2 separate regions of the Homo sapiens genome follow, and region 2 is linked to region 1. Evidence: chromatin loops called from intact Hi-C (ENCODE). Cell type or tissue: PC-9. All regions are shown on one strand. Links, peaks and the distances in the headings refer to the core of each region. The heading gives the core; the rest is flanking DNA.

Region 1 (8,631 bases), core at 309-8,308:
TATATGCAGTTTAAACAGTAGGTACCAGTAAGAAATACTCACCAAGTCAAATTGAGAGGAGGCAGCTTTATGAAATGGACCAGGAAAGGTGTTATTGCGGTCACTAATGACAGGGCTCTCATGCTGTGACTCTTTCCTCCAGGCTCGCCAAGCTATGCAGGAACAGTTGTCTAAGAACAAAGAACTGACACAGAAACTCCAGGTAGCCTCTGAGAGTGAGGAAGAGGAGGGAGGCACAGAAGATGTGGAAGAACTCCTTGTCCCTGATGTAGTGAATGAAGTGCAGATGAATGCAGATGGGCCGAATCCCTGGATGCTCAGGAGCTGCACCAGTGACACCAAAGAGGCTGCAACCCAGGAGGACCCTGAGCAACTGCCAGAGCTTGAGGCCCATGGAGTTTCTGAAAGTGAGGGAGAAGAAAGACCAGTGGCAGAAGAAGAAATTTTGTTGAGAGAATTTGAGGAAAGGCGATCCCTTAGAAAAAGATCTGAGCTCAGCCAAGATGCTGAGCCAGCAGGCAGTCAAGAAACAAAAGGTGAGCTGTGATCAAATGGAAGAGGGAAATTCCTAGTGCTGTGGACAGACTATGGGAGAAAAAAAAAATGTGTCCACCCACACACAAAACTGCATAGTGATTAGGCGCTGGGGACTTGCAAGAGTGCGTACACTGGATCCCTGAAGAGAAATTAGATTCATAACTATTTTTCTTCGAAGACATTTAATAAGCAGTCATCTGCATGGCCGTGCAACGTGGTTCAGGCACATTTTCTGTTCTTGGGGGCTTACAGCCTTCAGAAACCCATAATAACTAAACCATACTCGAAGTCAGGGTATGAGTTAGCGTTCCTGGTACCTACACACCAGGGAGAAGTACGTATGGTAGAATGGCAAATCTGAAAGTCCATTCACACCTGTAGACACAGATAGGTCAATTTTGAGACATTAGGAAACATTGTCTAGTTGCTGGATTTTTTTGTTTTGTTGGTTAAGTAGGAGTGGCATTTTTAGCACTTCTTAATGCTAGTTGATGTGTGTATACATGGGGTGAGACTTTACGGAATGAATGACTCCACAGGGCCACATGGCAAATTAGAATTGTGACTCCATACTCAGGCTCTATTTGTATGTTATATTTTCTACCTGTTATCTTGAAGAGATCTTATTGACAATGTTAGCACCTGTGAGATTGGTCAGAGAGTTCCCATTCTGGCAATAAACCAGGACACTAAAAAACCTGCCTAGGAAACTAGCTACATTGAGAAATCACTTGGCTATCTGGACAAATTACCAGGTCTGGTTTGGTTTCACATAGGAATGCATTTAGATGATGGCAAAAATCTGGTTTTACACGGCAAAAGAATTATTTTTTTCTACTTTTTTTTGTTTAAGAGACAGGGTTTTGCTCTGTCATCCAGGCTGGAATACAGCAGTGCAATCATACCTTACTGCAGCCTAAGACCTCCCAGGCTCAAGCGATCCTCTTGGCTCAGCCTCCCAACTAGCTGGGACTACATGCACGTGCCACCATGCTGAGCTAAGTTTTTGTAGAGACTGAGGTCTTGCTCTGTTGCCCAGGCTGGTCTTGAATTCCTGGCCTCAAGCTATCCTCTCACCTCAGCCTCCCAAAGTGTTAGGATTACAAGTGTGAGCCACCGCACCCAGCCTCCTTTTTTTTTTCCTTTTTTTTTTTCAGGTTTCCACATACAAAAATTTATTTTAAAAGAGCTATCATTTAGAATATATTATAGGGACCTTTACTTAATAGTTTTGGCTGGATATTTTTGGGATTAATAATTGCAAGTAGTCACTTCTGAGAGAATTTTGGAAAGCAGCACAGCGGGCTGAGATTGTGGGGGTGTACATATATGACCACAGGACCCTAGTGGCTTTCTCTTGAGCCCCCTCAACAACTGGCCATCTAGCTAAATGTGCAGAGCGGCTGACTGTGATATGAAAGAATGAAAGATAGATTTGCATTTCCTTGGACAGTAAATAAATTGAATTTTCTCACACCTTCCAAGAGTGTCCTAAAATACTGGAAAGCCACGGACCCCAGTGAAAATGAGCAAGGAAACCTGATTCTTGAGAAATAAACGTACATGTGTCCAAAGGCCAGATCTAAGGAGCTACAATGGCTTCATGCCAAAGCTAGACAGCAGGATCAACTTGGGAATGGAGGCAACTTGAGTCAATGAAAAAGACAGTTTAGAAGCATGTCACTGCCAGGTTTCCCTCCAGACTGTTTTGAGACAGGTCTCTGTCATACAGGCTGGAGTGCAGTGGTGCAACCTCGGCTCACTGCAAGCTCCACCTCCCAGGTTCAAGCAATCCTCCTGCCTCAGCCTGCAAGTAGCTGGGATTACAGGCATATGCCACCACGCCCAGCTAATTTTTGTATTTTTAGTAGAGACAGGGTTTTGCCATGTTGGTCAGGCTGGTCTCAAACTCCTGGCTTCAAGTGAATCACCCATTTCGGCCTCCCAGAGTGCTGGGATTACAGGTGTGAGCCACTGTGCCAAGCCAGCCCCTCCAGACTCTTGAGACTAGTGTTATTTGCTCAGATGTTGCCAGTGAAAGTGTGAGCTACATCCACTGGATAAAGCAGCTACTTCATCCCTTGACTCAGCCACAGCAGATTATGAAATACTGCTTTAAGATATGGAGTAGAAATTCTTGAGTCAAGATGAAAATCCTGGATAGGGTTTTTACAAGCAGTGAAGCATAAATTACAATGAAGTTACATTGAGAAGCCACCTGTTAAAGTGGCTTCCTTTTTTAAAATTTGGAACTTGGGGCAATCTTCCCAAGCAGGGTTTACTGCACGAGGAACTTAAGCCACAGTCCCAGTTATACAGTGGATCATTGGCAAAGCTGGGAATAGGACCCAGGACGTCTGCTTCCAATATGCTACTTTTTTTTTTTTTTTGAGACGTCTTGCCCTGTTGCCCAGGCTAGTATGCAGTGGCACAGTCACAGCTTCCTGCAGCCTTGACCTTCTGGCTCCAGCAATCCTCCCAGCTTAGCCTCCCAAGTAGGTGGGACTACAGATCCACACCGCCATGCCTGGAAATTTTTTGTTGTTGTTGGAGGGGTGGAGGTGGTAGAGATGAGTTCTCACTATGTTGTTCAGGCTGGTCTCGAACTCCTGGGCTCAAGCTATCCTGCCCCCTTGGCCTCCCAAAGTGCTGGCATACAGGCGTGAGCCACCATATCCAACATCTCACATGCTACTTTTTTTTTTTTTTTTTTTTTGAGACGGAGTCTCGCTCTGTCACCTAGGCTGGAGTGCAGTGGCACAATCTCGGCTCACTGCAACCTCTGCCTCCCTGGTTCAAGTGATTCTCCTGCCTCAGCCTCCTGAGTAGCTGGACTACAGGCACATGCCACCATGCCCAGCTAATTTTTTGTATTTTTAGTAGAGATGGGGTTTCACCGTGTTAGCCAGGATGGTCTCGATCTCCTGACCTCATGATCTGCCCGCCTCGGCCTCCCAAAGTGCTGGGATTACAGGTGTGAGCCACCGCACCTGGCCACATGCTACTTTTAATTACCAAACTCCGTTGCCTGCTATGATTAGTGTACTGTCTAGGAGATTCAATGTACAGAATCTTCTTTTCCCCGTTTGTCCTTTTTATAATGTCTTATGTGGTACCTAGCACTTGGTGGGTGCTCAACAAATGCTTACCGACCAGACAACGTACAAACCTCATTTTCTGACAGTTTTCATTCTTTTTTCCCCCAGATTCTGGCAGCCAGGAGGTGCTGTCTGAATTGAGAGTACTATCTCAGAAATTGAAGGAAAACCATCAGTCCAGGAAGCAAAAAGCAAGTTCAGAGGGGACTATTCCCCAGGTCCAGAGAGAGGAACCTGCCCCAGAAGAAGAGGAGCCCCTGTTGCTACAGAGACCAGAGAGAGTACAGACGCTGGAAGAGCTAGAAGAGCTGGGAAAAGAAGAATGTTTTCAAAATAAGGAGCTTCCCAGACCTGTGTTAGAAGGGCAGCAGTCAGAGAGGACCCCAAATAATCGCCCTGATGCCCCTAAGGAGAAGAAAAAGAAGGAGCAAATGATCGACCTACAGAACCTCCTAACCACACAATCTCCCTCCGTGAAGTCTTTGGCAGTTCCCACAATAGAGGAGCTGGTGAGCAGAGCCAGGGTGGTGGGCCATTGTTCAGAAAGTGTCGTTCTTGCGCAAGGAGTAATGAAGCTTTGTTTTGCTGGGGGCACATTTCAGTAGTTTAGAGGTCCAGAATAGTATAGGGCCAGGCTAGTCCCAGTGACGTTTTAATAGATGCAGATATATGGGTGCTGCCAAGACCCCTATTTCCGAAAGCCTGATCCACAAAAACTCCTCTGGGGTGACTCTAAAACTGCTCTCAGAGGTAAGAGGGAGTAACTCAGAGTTCTGACCAGATCCCAGGCAGGACAACTTGAAGGTGAGTCATTGAACTGTTGCGAAAGTTTTATTCAGTGGGATCTCAGATGGTCTAAGACTCCCCAGTTAATCTGAAACTTAAAGTGAAGCGTCCTGGCACCTGTCTTTTCAGGGATATAAGCTGGAGGAAGCCTACAGTCTGGCCACTTAGAGCTCCTGCTGCTAACACGGGCCATTCCTTCCTCCACCCTGCAGCTTCCTTACTGAAAAGTTTAAAATTGTGTCATATGATAATGAGCTAGGGATATTTACCCTAGAGGGAAGAAAATTTGAGCATGATTGGCTGTGCACTGGTTTGTATCGCAAGACCATCATTGTTCAGCACTTCCCCCTAGGGGGCGCTAAAATGTCACGACCCGAAATTCAAGCGTTCTCGCCATGAACCACAGCTCATAAGCCAAGCTGTAGCTCTCGCTTGTTTCTTCCCAGGAAGATGAAGAGGAGAGAAACCATAGGCAGATGATAAAGGAAGCTTTTGCTGGGGATGATGTCATCAGAGATTTCTTGAAAGAGAAGAGGGAAGCTGTGGAGGCGAGTAAGCCAAAGGACGTGGACCTGACACTACCTGGCTGGGGCGAGTGGGGTGGTGTGGGCCTAAAGCCCAGTGCCAAGAAAAGACGCCGGTAAGAATGCCGAAGAAAGTCTGTCAAAAGGGCACCGGGTTCTCCCCTCGCCCTTCGGTGTCCTCCCTACCCTTTTGACTAAGTCCTTAATGCTCCTAGTCAGATGTCCTGTTGTTTTGCTTTCCAGGTTTCTCATTAAAGCCCCTGAGGGTCCTCCAAGAAAAGATAAGAATTTGCCAAATGTGATTATCAATGAGAAGCGCAACATCCACGCAGCTGCTCATCAGGTGAGAGCTTAGAGAGCTCTTTAGCTGCCTGCTTGTTACTGCCTGGCTCTCTTGCTTGAGAGGAGTATTCTAGTGATCTGTAGTCAAGAGAGACGTGTGATCTTGACCGCAGAATCAAATCTGTTGTTTTCACTGAATGGCTGTTAGATTTATCATTTCAGATAGACTACGCTGTTTTAATTACTGGCCAGGAAAAAAGTTTAGAGTCAAGGTAATGCTCAAACAGAGGCTATAAGGTTTAAGCTGTAGCTTAAGAAAAATGAAGACAAACCGGTACTTGTTCAGGAGAATGAGAAGATTGTAAGTTGTGTCACATGATAATGAGCTAGGGATGTTTACAAGAGAAGAAAATTTGAGCGTGATTACGGTGTTCAAGTATATCGAAGGTTATTGTATGAAGTCACATAAAGTAGAAGTTAGAGGACATACAGAATTCAAGGCTGCTCTGGGAGTATGAGAATGTGTAAAGGGGACTCAAGAACGAGATTGGACTAGATGACCTTTATGTTCCCTTCAATTCTGAGATCTGTCCCCAGCCAGTATATTGAAATGAGTTACATTTTTCCCTCGGAAGGAATAAAGAATTAATGGCTACAGAACAGAGGTAAGAAGATACACATTTCAATAACATTCTTTTTGATCTTATTTTGTGAACCAATCACTGCAGAAACTGAATCATAACTACTGCAGTCCCAATTAAACCTATATAACTAGAAAATAGGCAGTTACACGATAAGGGAAGGGGGGAAAGGGTGCTTCAGTGGGCCAGGATTCCAGGTGATGGGTAGAGTATGGAGCTCAATAAAGACCACCCTTCCCTTCCAGGGGTCTGTTTGTTTTTTTAATACAGTCATGGCAAACTGACAAATAGTTTTCTAGGAATCTCCCCTGATTTTCATCTTTTTAATAAGTTACTGCAGGTTCCAACATGCAGTAGAATAAAGTGCTTCAAGGTGCCTAGGGGGGACTTCTGAGACTGAATACTTTGTCCAGGTGTTCTCTTTTTCTGTTGCCCTGGTTGACAAGCACAGATGTAGCCGTCAACCCAAATAAGACATTCCCTTAACTTAAAGAGAATCTGTTTCCTTTGCTACTACCAGGACCACCTGATAGTACTTAGCTTCTCTTGAGTATTCCACTGAATGTTTCCAGAGACTACTGATTTTTGTTTGTTTGTTTTGTTTTCAGATGGAGTCTCACTCTGTCACCCAGGCTGGAATGCAGTGGCACGATCCCAGCTCACTGCAACCTCCACCTCCCAAGTTCAAGCTATTCTCGTGTCTCAGCCTCCTGAGTAGCTGGGATTACAGGCATGCGCCACCACACCCAGCTTATTTTTGTATTATTAGCAGAGACAGGGTTTCACCATGTTGGCCAGGCTGGTCTTGAACTCCTGACCTCAAGTGATCTGCCTGCCTCGGTCTCCCAAAGTGCTGGGATTACAGGTGTGAGCCACCGTACCCTGCCAAAGACTACTGATTTTTACATCCCCATTTTCTGCTTACGTGTTTTCCTCCTTTGGCCACTGGGGAAGTGTTGAAAGATTATTTAATGTCTGAAGGTAGCAATGTGGTGGAGGAGTACCAGGCAAGGAAACAGGAGCTTTGGGTTCTGTTCTCCAATGCTGCTCCTCATTTACTTAGGTCCATCACTTCCCCCCTCTAAGCCAAATCTTCAGGCCAAGGGAGATGACCATTGTCAATATCTAGGGCCTTCCAGCTCTACATTCTGTGGTGCCAAAAGAAGATGAAGCTAAGTGGGCCGGGCATGGTGGTTCACACCTGTAATCCCAGCACTTTGGGAGGCCAAGGCGGGTGGATCACAAGGTCAGGAGATCGAGACCATCCTAACACAGTGAAACCCCATCTCTACTAAAAAAAAAAATACAAAAAAAAATTAGCCAGGCATGGTGGCAGGCCCCTGTAGTCCCAGCTACTAGGGAGGCTGAGGCAGGAGAATGGTGTGAACCTGGGAGGCGGAGCTTGCAGTGAGCCGAGATCACGCCACTGCACTCCAGCCTGGGAGACAGAGCGAGACTCCATCTCAAAAAAAAAAAAAAAAAAAAAAAAAAGATGAAACTAAGTGTAACGGCCTGGTAGAGTTCAGGATTCGGGTTCCTTAAAACATCAATCCTGGCCAGGCGCGGTGGCTCACGCCTGTAATCCCAGCACTTTGGGAGGCTGAGGCGGGTGGATCACGAGGTCAGGAGATCAAGACATCCTGGCTAACACGGTGAAACCCCGTCTCTACTAAAAATACAAAAAATTAGCCGGGCGTGGTGGTGGGCACCTGTAGTCCCAGCTACTCGGGAGGCTGAGGCAGGAGAATGGCGTGAACCCAGGAGGCAGAGCTTGCAGTGAGCGGAGATCGTGCCACTGCACTCCAGCCTGGGCGACAGAGCGAGACTCCGTCTCAAAAAACAAAAAAAAAATATCAATCCTAAGAGAGGGAAGGAGGAGACTGAAAGCATAAAGAGGGTAGAAAAGTCATAAAATCCACAGGGATACACAATGGTCTGGATTCTTGCAGTCACAGTGTTACATAGGAAAGCTCACTCTGGGACAACAGCCCTGGAGCTCCTGTAGCTAGATAGGGACAGTGTCACTTGTAATCCCAGCTACTTGGTAGGCAGAGGTTGCAGTGAGCAGAGATCACCCCACTGCACTCCAGCCTGGGCCACAGAGTGAGACTCTGTCTCAAAAAAAAGAAAAACAAAGATGGGCAGTGTCAGGGTGGTTTTTCAGACCCTGAATTGTTGAATAGATGGGGGATCCAGAGCCAACTCAGGCCCCCCTACTCCCAAATGTCATCAAACAGATTGAATTCCTAAGGGCAGATGGGAGCAATGGGACGCCTTGACCTCTCAGTCTCTTCACTTGCAGTCATCATGTGGAACCGTGGCCTGTACCAAAACAGTACCTGATGAAAGCTGCCATTACAGTATACAACTGCACCCCAGGCCTGCCTCATACCAAATCATTCTCCTTCCTTTCCAGGTACGAGTGCTTCCATATCCATTTACCCACCATTGGCAATTTGAAAGGACCATCCAGACCCCCATAGGATCCACATGGAACACCCAGAGGGCTTTCCAAAAGCTGACTACTCCCAAGGTCGTCACCAAGCCAGGCCATATCATTAACCCCATAAAAGCAGAAGACGTGGGCTACCGGTCTTCCTCAAGGTCGGACCTGTCTGTCATACAGAGGAATCCAAAACGAATCACCACACGTCACAAAAAACAGCTGAAGAAATGCTCTGTAGATTGAGTTGCTGGAGGAGTGACAGCCAGGAGCCCTGACTTCACTTCCTTTGGTCCAGTTTTACTCTGATACAGGGTGGA
Region 2 (8,631 bases), core at 521-8,520, 270 kb after region 1:
CAGAATCTCCCCCAAAGGGCTGGGCTCCCACTGTCTGTGGATGAGCTGTGTGCTGGAAGCCTGGTTGCTATACCTCTCCCAGATGGAACATCCCACGACCTTGTCTCACACTCCAGACACTGACTCCTTGCTCAGGACACAACCTGTTGTTGTGTCGCCTTTTGGTTGCCGTCACCTGGCTTGCAGACCTAGGCTACTGCTCAGTTACTACAAGTGCATTTGTCTGTCCTAATGGGTGCATTTCAGTTTGGGTCCAGGCCCCTCTTGGTCAGGCCTCTTTCTTCAGTTACAGGGGCCAAGGATGACAACATTCCTAGTGTTATGAGCCCTCTAACCAGGATTGCCTCTGACAACTTCTAGGCTTCTAGGCTTTCTTTCCTCCCCTCCCCTCCCCTCCCCTCTCCTCCTCTTTCTTTCTTTCATTCTTTTTTCCTTCCTTCCTTCCTTCCTTCCTTCCTTCCTTCCTTCCTTCCTTCCTTCCTTTCTTTCTTTCTTATTTTTTTTTGACAGAGTTTCACTCTCGTCGCCCAGGCTGGAGTGCAATGGCACAATCTTGGCTCACTGCAACCTCCACTCCCGGATTCAAGCAATTCTCCTGCCTGAGCCTCCCGAGTAGCTGGGATTACAGGTGCCCACCACCATGCCCAGCTAATTTTTGTATTTTTCTAGAGACGGGGTTTCACCATGTTGGCCAGGCTGGTCTCAAACTCCTGACCTCAGGTGATCTGCCCACCTCGGCCTCCCAAAGTACTGGGATTACAGTCATGAGTCACTGCGCCTGGCCACCTCCTAGGCTTTTAACAAACATTCACTGAGAGCCCACTATGTGCCACTGTTCTGAATCCTGGGGTTACATACATGAACAAAGTCCTGCTCTCCTAAAGGAGACAGACACTAAACAAGAAATGAGGACCCTACATAAGCTCATTTGAGAGAGTGATAAGGACTCTGGGAGCCACAAAACAGGGTAAATGAATTGAAGGTGACAGACGTGGGGGAGGGTAACATATTGCTGGAGTGGCACAAAAGACATCTTTGAAGAGATGCCACTTGAGCTGAGAACTGAATGAAGAAAAGCAACCAGGGACAGGTGCAATGACTCATGCCTGTAATCTCAGAGCTTTGGGGGGCCAAGATGGGAGGATTGCTTGAGCCCAGGAGTTCAAGACCAGGCTGGGCAATATGGTGAGACCCTGTCTCTAGAAAAAAAAAATTAAAATTAGCCCAGTGCAATGTTGCGTACCTGTAGTTCCAGCTACTCGGAAGGTTGAGGTGGGAGGAACCCTTGAGCTGGGAATGTGAAGGCTCCAGTGAGCCAAGATCGCACTAGTGCCCTCCAGCCTGGGTGAGAGAGTGAGATTCTGTCTCAGAAAAAAAAAAAAAAGAAATAAAGAAAAGAAAAAGGGAGAAGAGAACCCCAAGCAGCAGAAACAGCAAATGTCAAGATCCAGAGGCAGGTGGTGTGACATTGGCGTGTTTGAGGGACAGAAAGGGGGCTACTATGGAGATGGCTGGAATAGAGCAAGCAAAGGAGAGAGTGGCAAGAAATAGGTAAGGCCAGGTCTATGGGGGCGCTATGGGCCATGACTGGGAGTTTTCTTTTCTTTTCCTATTTTATTTTATTATTATTATTATTATTTTTATTTGAGATGGAGTCTCACTCTGTTGCCCAGGCTGGAGTGCAGTGGCACAGTCTCAGCTCACTACAACCTCTGTGTCCCAGGTTCAAGTGATTCTCCCGCCTCAGCCTCCTGAGCAGCTGGGATTACAAGTGTACCACCACACCCAGCTAATTTTTGTATTTTTGGTAGAGACGAGGTTTCACCATGTTGGCCAGGCTCAAACTCCTGACCTCAAGTGAGGCCTTGGCCTCCCAAAGTGCTGGGATTACAGGCGTGAGCCACCATGCCCAGCCTCCTATTTTATGTTTTTGAGACAGGATCTCACTCTGTCGCCCAGGCTGGAGTGCAGTGGCACGATCTTGGCTCACTGCAGCCTCGACCTCTCAACCCAGGCAACTCCCCCCTTCCACCTCCCGAGTAGCTGGGCCTACAGGCATGTACCACCATGCCCAGATAATTTATTTTTAGTTTTTGTGGAGATGGTGTTTCTCTATGTTGTTCAGTTCGGTCTCAAATAGCTAGTGAGATCTCTTTTGCAGCCCCAGAACTGAATGATGGCAACAGCACGGTTGTATGATGGTGCTCAGGCCTCCCTCAGATTGAGGGATAGAATATGGGAATAGGCTTGACCCACAGCATACCCAGTAGAAGGGGACCCAGGAGGCCAGAGAACCATGAGACTCTTGTTTCTGTGAGGTTGGTGAGGAGTGGAGGGATTCAAAGGAAGGACAGTGCCTCCAGCATCATTTGGCATTACTGTGTCTCTGGAACTATTCATGTTGGTCCCTGCCTTTCTTCTATGGCTCCCCTTCACTATCTAGATCTGTACCTTTGGGACTTTGCCTGTGCTACAGACAAAGAACCTGGAGAAATAATTACTAACATTTGAATGCTTATAATGCACCGGGCACCGCGCTGAAACACTTTACATTCATTCACTAGCTCATTTAATGCTCCTTCAACCTTATGGAGTGGGATAATGATTTCCATTTATTTATTTGTTTGTTTGTTTATTTATTTATGTTTTGAGACGGAGTCTCACTCTGTCGCCCAGGCTAGAGTGCAGTGGCATGATCTCAGCTCACCGCAACCTCCGCCTCCAGGGTTCAAGTGATTCTCCTGCCTCAGCCTCCCGAGTACCTGGGATTACAGGTGCACACCACCACGCCCAGCTAATTTTTGTCTTTGCTTTTTTTTTTAGTAGACACGGCGTTTCACTATGTTGGTCAGGCTGGTCTCAAACTCCTGACCTTGTGATCTGCCCACCTCAGCCTCCCAAAGTGCTGGGATTACAGGTGTGAGCCACCACGCCCAGCCTCCATTTTAATTTTTTATTATTTACTTTTAGTGACAGGGTCTTGCTGTGTTGCCCAAGCTATAGTGCAGTGGTGTGATGACGGCCCACTGCAACCTCAAACTCCTAGGCTCAAGCGATCCTCTTGTCTCAGCCTCCTGAGTCGCTAGGACCACAAGTGTGTGCCACCACACTTGGCTAATTAAGAAAAAGTTTTGGCTGGGTGTGGTAGCTCACGTCTGTAATCCCAGCACTTTGGGAGGCCGAGGCGGACAGATCACCTGAGGTCTGGAGTTTGAGACCAGCCTGGCCAACACGGGAAAACCTCATCTCTATTAAAAATACAAAAATTAGCTGGGTGCGGTGGCACGCGCCTGTAGTCCCAGCTACCCGGAAAGCTGAGGCAGGAGAATAGCTTGAACCCAGGAGGCGGAGGTTGCAGTGAGCTGAGATGGCATCACTGTACTCCAGCCTGGGTGACAGAGCAAGACTCTGTCTCAAATAAAAAAAAAAAAAAAGAGAAAATGGTTTTTGTATAGAGATGGGGTCTTGCTGTGTTGCCCAAACTGGTCTTGTACCCCTGGGCTCAAGTGATCCTCCTGCCTTGGCCTCCCAAAGTGTTGGGATTACAAGAGTGAGCCACCATGCCTGGCTGATTTCCATTGTATGAACAAGAACATGGATGCACTGAGACTTAGTGACTTGTCCAATGTAGTAAGCGATGAACGGGGATCTGTCTCACGTCAAGTCTAGGCTCTTTCTATGATATTACACTGTCTTTCTAGCCAGTTCCCAGCTCTGGGACTCTTGTAGGGATGCCAGGTTTACCCCAGCCAGTTTCCCTGACCCATGGGGGCCTGGCCAGCAGGACATTCACTACCCAGGAGGCCCGTCTAGGACATTCCTCCCTGAATCAGATGCCGCAGACTGGATACCTCCAGGAAGCCCAGTGGGTTGACACTTATGTCAACTCTGGGCCAAAGGAGTCTCCGGGATGTCCTTGCCTTGGGCAGAAGCTGGGGACCACACAGCCAGCTGACTCTGCTGCCCTGCCTTTGGGGCTACAGCATCTTGCCACTGGGCCCCCCAAACTATCCTTTCCCTCAATACCTGCTCATTTGCTCAGGCCCCCGGATCCAGCCTGGGGACTGTCTTGCCAGGGTCCTTCCATCAGAGAGCCCAGGACCAGATGCTGCTCTGAGCACCACCACCTAGAGTAGTGCCAGGGAAGGATGCCCAGCCCAGAATAGCTGGAGCAGCCCCCACCCCTTGAGGGAAGCTGACTCAGCCCACCCTCAGTGCGTGCTGGGGGCAGAGGAGGGCACACAGATGTGCTGAGAGATCCCTGGAAAGCAAGGCTCAGCTTCTTCTGCAACTGTCACCAGCAGATGCAGAGAGAGGTCAGTATTTATCCTCTTGTAACACCTGAGGGGACATAATTCTTCCTTACCTTAAAGAGGCCCCTCCTTTATACAGCATCCCTCATTGCCTCACTGGAAGGGGCCTTGCTCCCTAAGGGCCTCCCTAGTCTCCTGAACCACTTCCAAGTCCCTTGAAAATCCCAGCATGATTCAAGTGGCACAGCCACATGAGTTAAAACCTTGTTCTGGGCCGGGTGCAGAGGCCGAGGTGGGTGGATCACCTGAGGTCAGGAGTTCGAGACAAGCCTGGCCAACATGGCGAAATCCTGTCTCTGCTAAAAATACAAAATTAGCCAGGCGTAGTGGTGCATGCCTGTAGTCCCAGCTACTCGGGAGGCTGAGGCAGGAGAATTACTTGAACCAGGGAGACAGAGGTTGCAGTGAGCCAAGATCACACCACTACACTTCAGCCTGGGCAACAGAGCAAGACTCCATCTCAAAAACAAAAACAAAAAACAAAAAACAAAAAATCCTTGTTCTGATTCCAAGTCCCCTTGACTTCTATGCCCCTAAGAGGCTGTGCTGGGGCAGGAGGACTGAGACAGGTTCCCAGAGATTCCCCTAGATTAGTGGTTCCCAAATGCCAGTTCACAGCTAACAGCATGAAACCAGTGAGGGACTTGTTAAAGTACAGACTCCTGGGGCCACAGCCCCCAACACTCTGGTCAGGCAGATCTTGGGGGCAGGCCCAGGAATTAATTTGTATTGTTAGAATGTCCACAGCTGATTCTGATGTGCCTCTAGGTCTGGGGTGGGGGTGGGGTGGGGACGGGGTCATTACCCCTAGGCTTCCTAGTGAGCCCTAAAATCAGAAATGACTTTTCCTGAGCCAGAGCTTCAAAACCAGCTGTATGAACCCCAGGGCGATCTGGGTAACCAGGGAACTCAGCCTGATAAAGTGGATCTTTTCAGGCCCTAAACTTAGGGTAAGTGAAACGGTTCCAGTTATACCCAACGTCCTTGGGTTGTTTCCTTGAAACTAGGAAGCAAGAGCCTCTTATCTATAAGAGACAACCAAAGATTAATCCCGAGTATAACCTGAGTATCAACCACTCTGGACACAAGGCTCAAGATGAGAGTGAGAAAAAATAGATTACATGTCTGCCGCGCGCCTCCTGCTGGTAAGACTAATTAGTGAAGGCAGGAGGCAGGAAAGTTTATCAGTTTTTTTCTGACCAGTACTGACCATTTCCCGGGATGGACGCTCAAACAGAAGGCGCTAATCCTGGTCCCAATCTGTGCATTTAGACACCTGGAACTAGAGGGGTTACTCATAAAAGGGAATGGGCTGGGAGTGCCCTGCAGCTACCTCTGCCAAATCACTAGGGCTTAACTCTCCTAAGGGGAGTCTGTGAAACCTACTAGACTGGTAGAAGGGAGGGACAGAGAGGAGACATTGAGAAACACCTCACCTGCCCAGGGAGACAGATTTTGAAGCTGGGTAGGTAGGCAGTCCTGGTAGTCTTTTTTTTTTTTTTTTGAGACGGAGTCTCCCTCTGTCGCCCAGGCTGGAGTGCAGTGGCGCAATCTTGGCTCACTGCAAGCTCCGCCTCCTGGGTACACGCTGTTCTCCTGCCTCAGCCTCCCAAGTAGTTGGGACTACAGGTGCCTGCCACCACGCCCGGCTAATTTTTTGTATTTTTAGTAGAGATGGGGTTTCACCGTGTTGGCCAGGATGGTCTCGATCTCCTGACCTCGTGATCTGCCCACCTTGGCCTCCCAAAGTGCTGGGATTACAGGTGTGAGCCACCGCGCCTGGCCAGTGGTCTCTCTTAAAGACTACCAGGATTGGCCGGGCGCGGTGGCTCACGCCTGTAATCCCAGCACTTTGGGAGGCCAAGGTGGGTGGATCGCAAGGTCAGGAGATGGAGACCAGCCTGGCCAACACGGTGAAACCCCTGTCTCTACTAAAAATACAAAAATTAGCTGGGTGTGGTGGCGTGCACCCATAATCCTAGCTACTCAGGAGGCTGAGGTGGGAGAATTGCTTGAACCCGGGAGGCAGGGGTTGCAGTGAGCTGAGATCTCGCCACTGAGATCACGCCACTGCACTCCAGCCTGGGCGACAGAGCAAGACTCCGTCTCAGAAAAACAAACAAACCCACCAGAGGGCATAGAGAGAGGCCCCTAAGCCATGATGTAGTTGAACTAGAATGAGAAATGGACCTCATAACCTGATTTGAATCTATAGGTGGTACTTAATCCCTTCCCCATCGATAAAGTAGGTACTGTGACCCTCTGAATTTAATCTTAAAGTACTGGAGAAAGTTTCAGGTACAAGCATAAATAAAAAACCTGGGCCAGGCACGGTGGCTCACACCTGTAATCCAGCACTTTGGGAGGCTGAGGCGGGTGGGTCACCTGAGATTGGGAGTTTGAGACCAGCCTGGCCAACATGGTGAAACCCCATCTCTACTAAAAATACAAAAAATTAGCTGGGCCTCGTGGCCCTTGCCTGTAATCCCAGCTACTTGGGAGGCTGAGGCAGGAGAATCGCTTGAACCTGGGAGGCAGAGGTTGCAATGAGCCAAGATAGCGCCATTGCACTCCAGCCTGGGCGACAGAGTGAGACTCCGTTTCAAAACAAAACAAAACAAAACAAAACAAAACAAAACAAAACAGGCTGACCTAACCCCTACTCACCAATTCCAGGTAGAAACCCTGGCACCTCAGATAAAGGAGAGGTACCCCAGGCATTGTTGTTCTCCCTGTCTATTTAGGGAGATCACCAAATGAGAAGGATGATATCAGACCACATCTAGTTTTCAGTCTCGATGCTTCCAACCGAAATAATGACAATTATTAATAGCAGCTAACATTTATCGAGTGCTGTGTACTACTAAGTACAATGTTATATGCTTAATGTGGACCGTCATGCTTAATCCTCACATCACAATTACCCTCTGAGGTACAGAATGATCAAAGCTTCCTGCCGAAGGCCACATGACTGCAAGTGTTGGAGCAGACTAGAACTGAATGGTCTGAACCACAATGTTAATTTCCCTTATCTTTCTCTATTTCTCTCAACCCTGAGAGGAGGATGTGCTCCTGGGCCTGAAGTTAATGGTCCCATCTCTGCTTCATTTAGGATTAACTAGTAGATTAGATGGGAGTTGATGTTAGATGCCAGATATTATTTTATTGAAATTCAAGAAAATCCTGTAAAAATGATTTTCAATTCCATTTTGCAGAGGTGGAAACTGAGGTAATTTGTCATTCAGAAAATAAATGGTTATCAGGAAGTACTGACCTGTTCACATTATAGAGCACCATTTTCCTTGCCCTGGTTTTAATCAAATCAGAGCATTTTCTTTAATGGAAGGTCTGTACTATTCAAAGCTGACTTTTGATCTGTCGACAAGTAAACAATCCTTATCCGGAGATCGACAACTTCATTCCCTTCATTCTTAGCTGAATTCATTCTTAGGTCAGGCTTGGGCCCAGAACGTGGGGGTAAGGGTTGAGCAGGCTCCTGAGGAACAAATCATCCTCCCAGGAGGGGAGGGCAAGGCAGGGGGATGGAAAGTCTAGGAACGGATGGGCCAGCTTGAACAACTGAAACTTTTAAAAAAGAGGTATTTTAGAGGAGCTTCCTGCACCATTTGAAGGATGGGAAGAAATGACCTCCAAGGTCCTTTTCAGTTCTCCATTCCTCTGAACAACAAAAATAGTGATTGTGCACTGGTTTCTATGGCCATATGCATGTTAAGACAGCTATGAAGAGAACGAAGTTTTAGGTCTCTAGATAAGGATTGTTTACTTGTCAACAGATCAGAAGTCAGCTTCGAATAGTATAGACCTTTCAGTAAAGAAAGAAGGGAAGAGGGATTAAAACCAGAGCAGGAAAAATGGTGCTCTATAGTATGAACAAGCCAGTACTTCCTGATAACCATTTATTTTCAGAATGATGTTACCTCAGTTTCTGCATTTGCATAATGGAATCGAAAATCACCTTTATGGTATTTCCTTGAATTTAGATAAAATATAAAATGTATTTTATGCATAAACATTTGTGTATTATTCCTTATCCAATTCCCCTGACATAAAGGACACTTGTAAAGAATGAAAATGGAAGATCATTCATGTAGCGCCCAATCATTCAGTTTTAAAAATGAAGCTGTGCTGAATATGTCCTTCTTTTAAATTATTCAAAACTGAGGTAACTTGACCGCAAAGCCACTTGGAAGTTACCAAGAGAACTAAATCAACTGTTTGAAATTACTTCAAATTGTGGCCTTTAAGGATTTGACTCAATCAATAAGACAACTTGTTAAGTAGCTGAGTTTTCCAAGCT

The links. Peaks named below come from ENCODE experiments on the same cell type or tissue, not always from the same donor. Only the 100,000 strongest peaks of a DNase experiment are listed, where the experiment ranks them.
Region 2: a loop joins it to region 1, with 6 times the contacts of the local background. A loop is called at or near these places in 21 of 110 quality-filtered maps.

What each region holds. Positions count from the first base shown.
Region 1 is chrX:129,921,052-129,929,682 of GRCh38, forward strand. UTP14A (UTP14A small subunit processome component) reads left to right here. Exons shown (of 15, transcript NM_006649.4): 11 at 143-536; 12 at 3,744-4,144; 13 at 4,868-5,061; 14 at 5,189-5,288; 15 at 8,285-8,631. The coding sequence ends at 8,557. The region is part of intron 2 of LOC105373335 (a long non-coding RNA gene); the gene reads right to left. Among named protein-coding and RNA genes, the nearest start is that of UTP14A, 19 kb to the left of the region's middle. RefSeq lists a silencer at 4,683-4,732. In PC-9, for the core only: CTCF peaks have their summits at 4,770 (motif pointing right) and 4,975; DNase peaks (open chromatin) are centred at 4,480 and 4,660; H3K27ac peaks cover 1,215 bases.
Region 2 is chrX:130,187,002-130,195,632 of GRCh38, forward strand. No RefSeq gene overlaps it. Among named protein-coding and RNA genes, the nearest start is that of RAB33A, 19 kb to the left of the region's middle. In PC-9, for the core only: CTCF peaks have their summits at 5,446 (motif pointing left) and 5,650; a DNase peak (open chromatin) is centred at 5,480.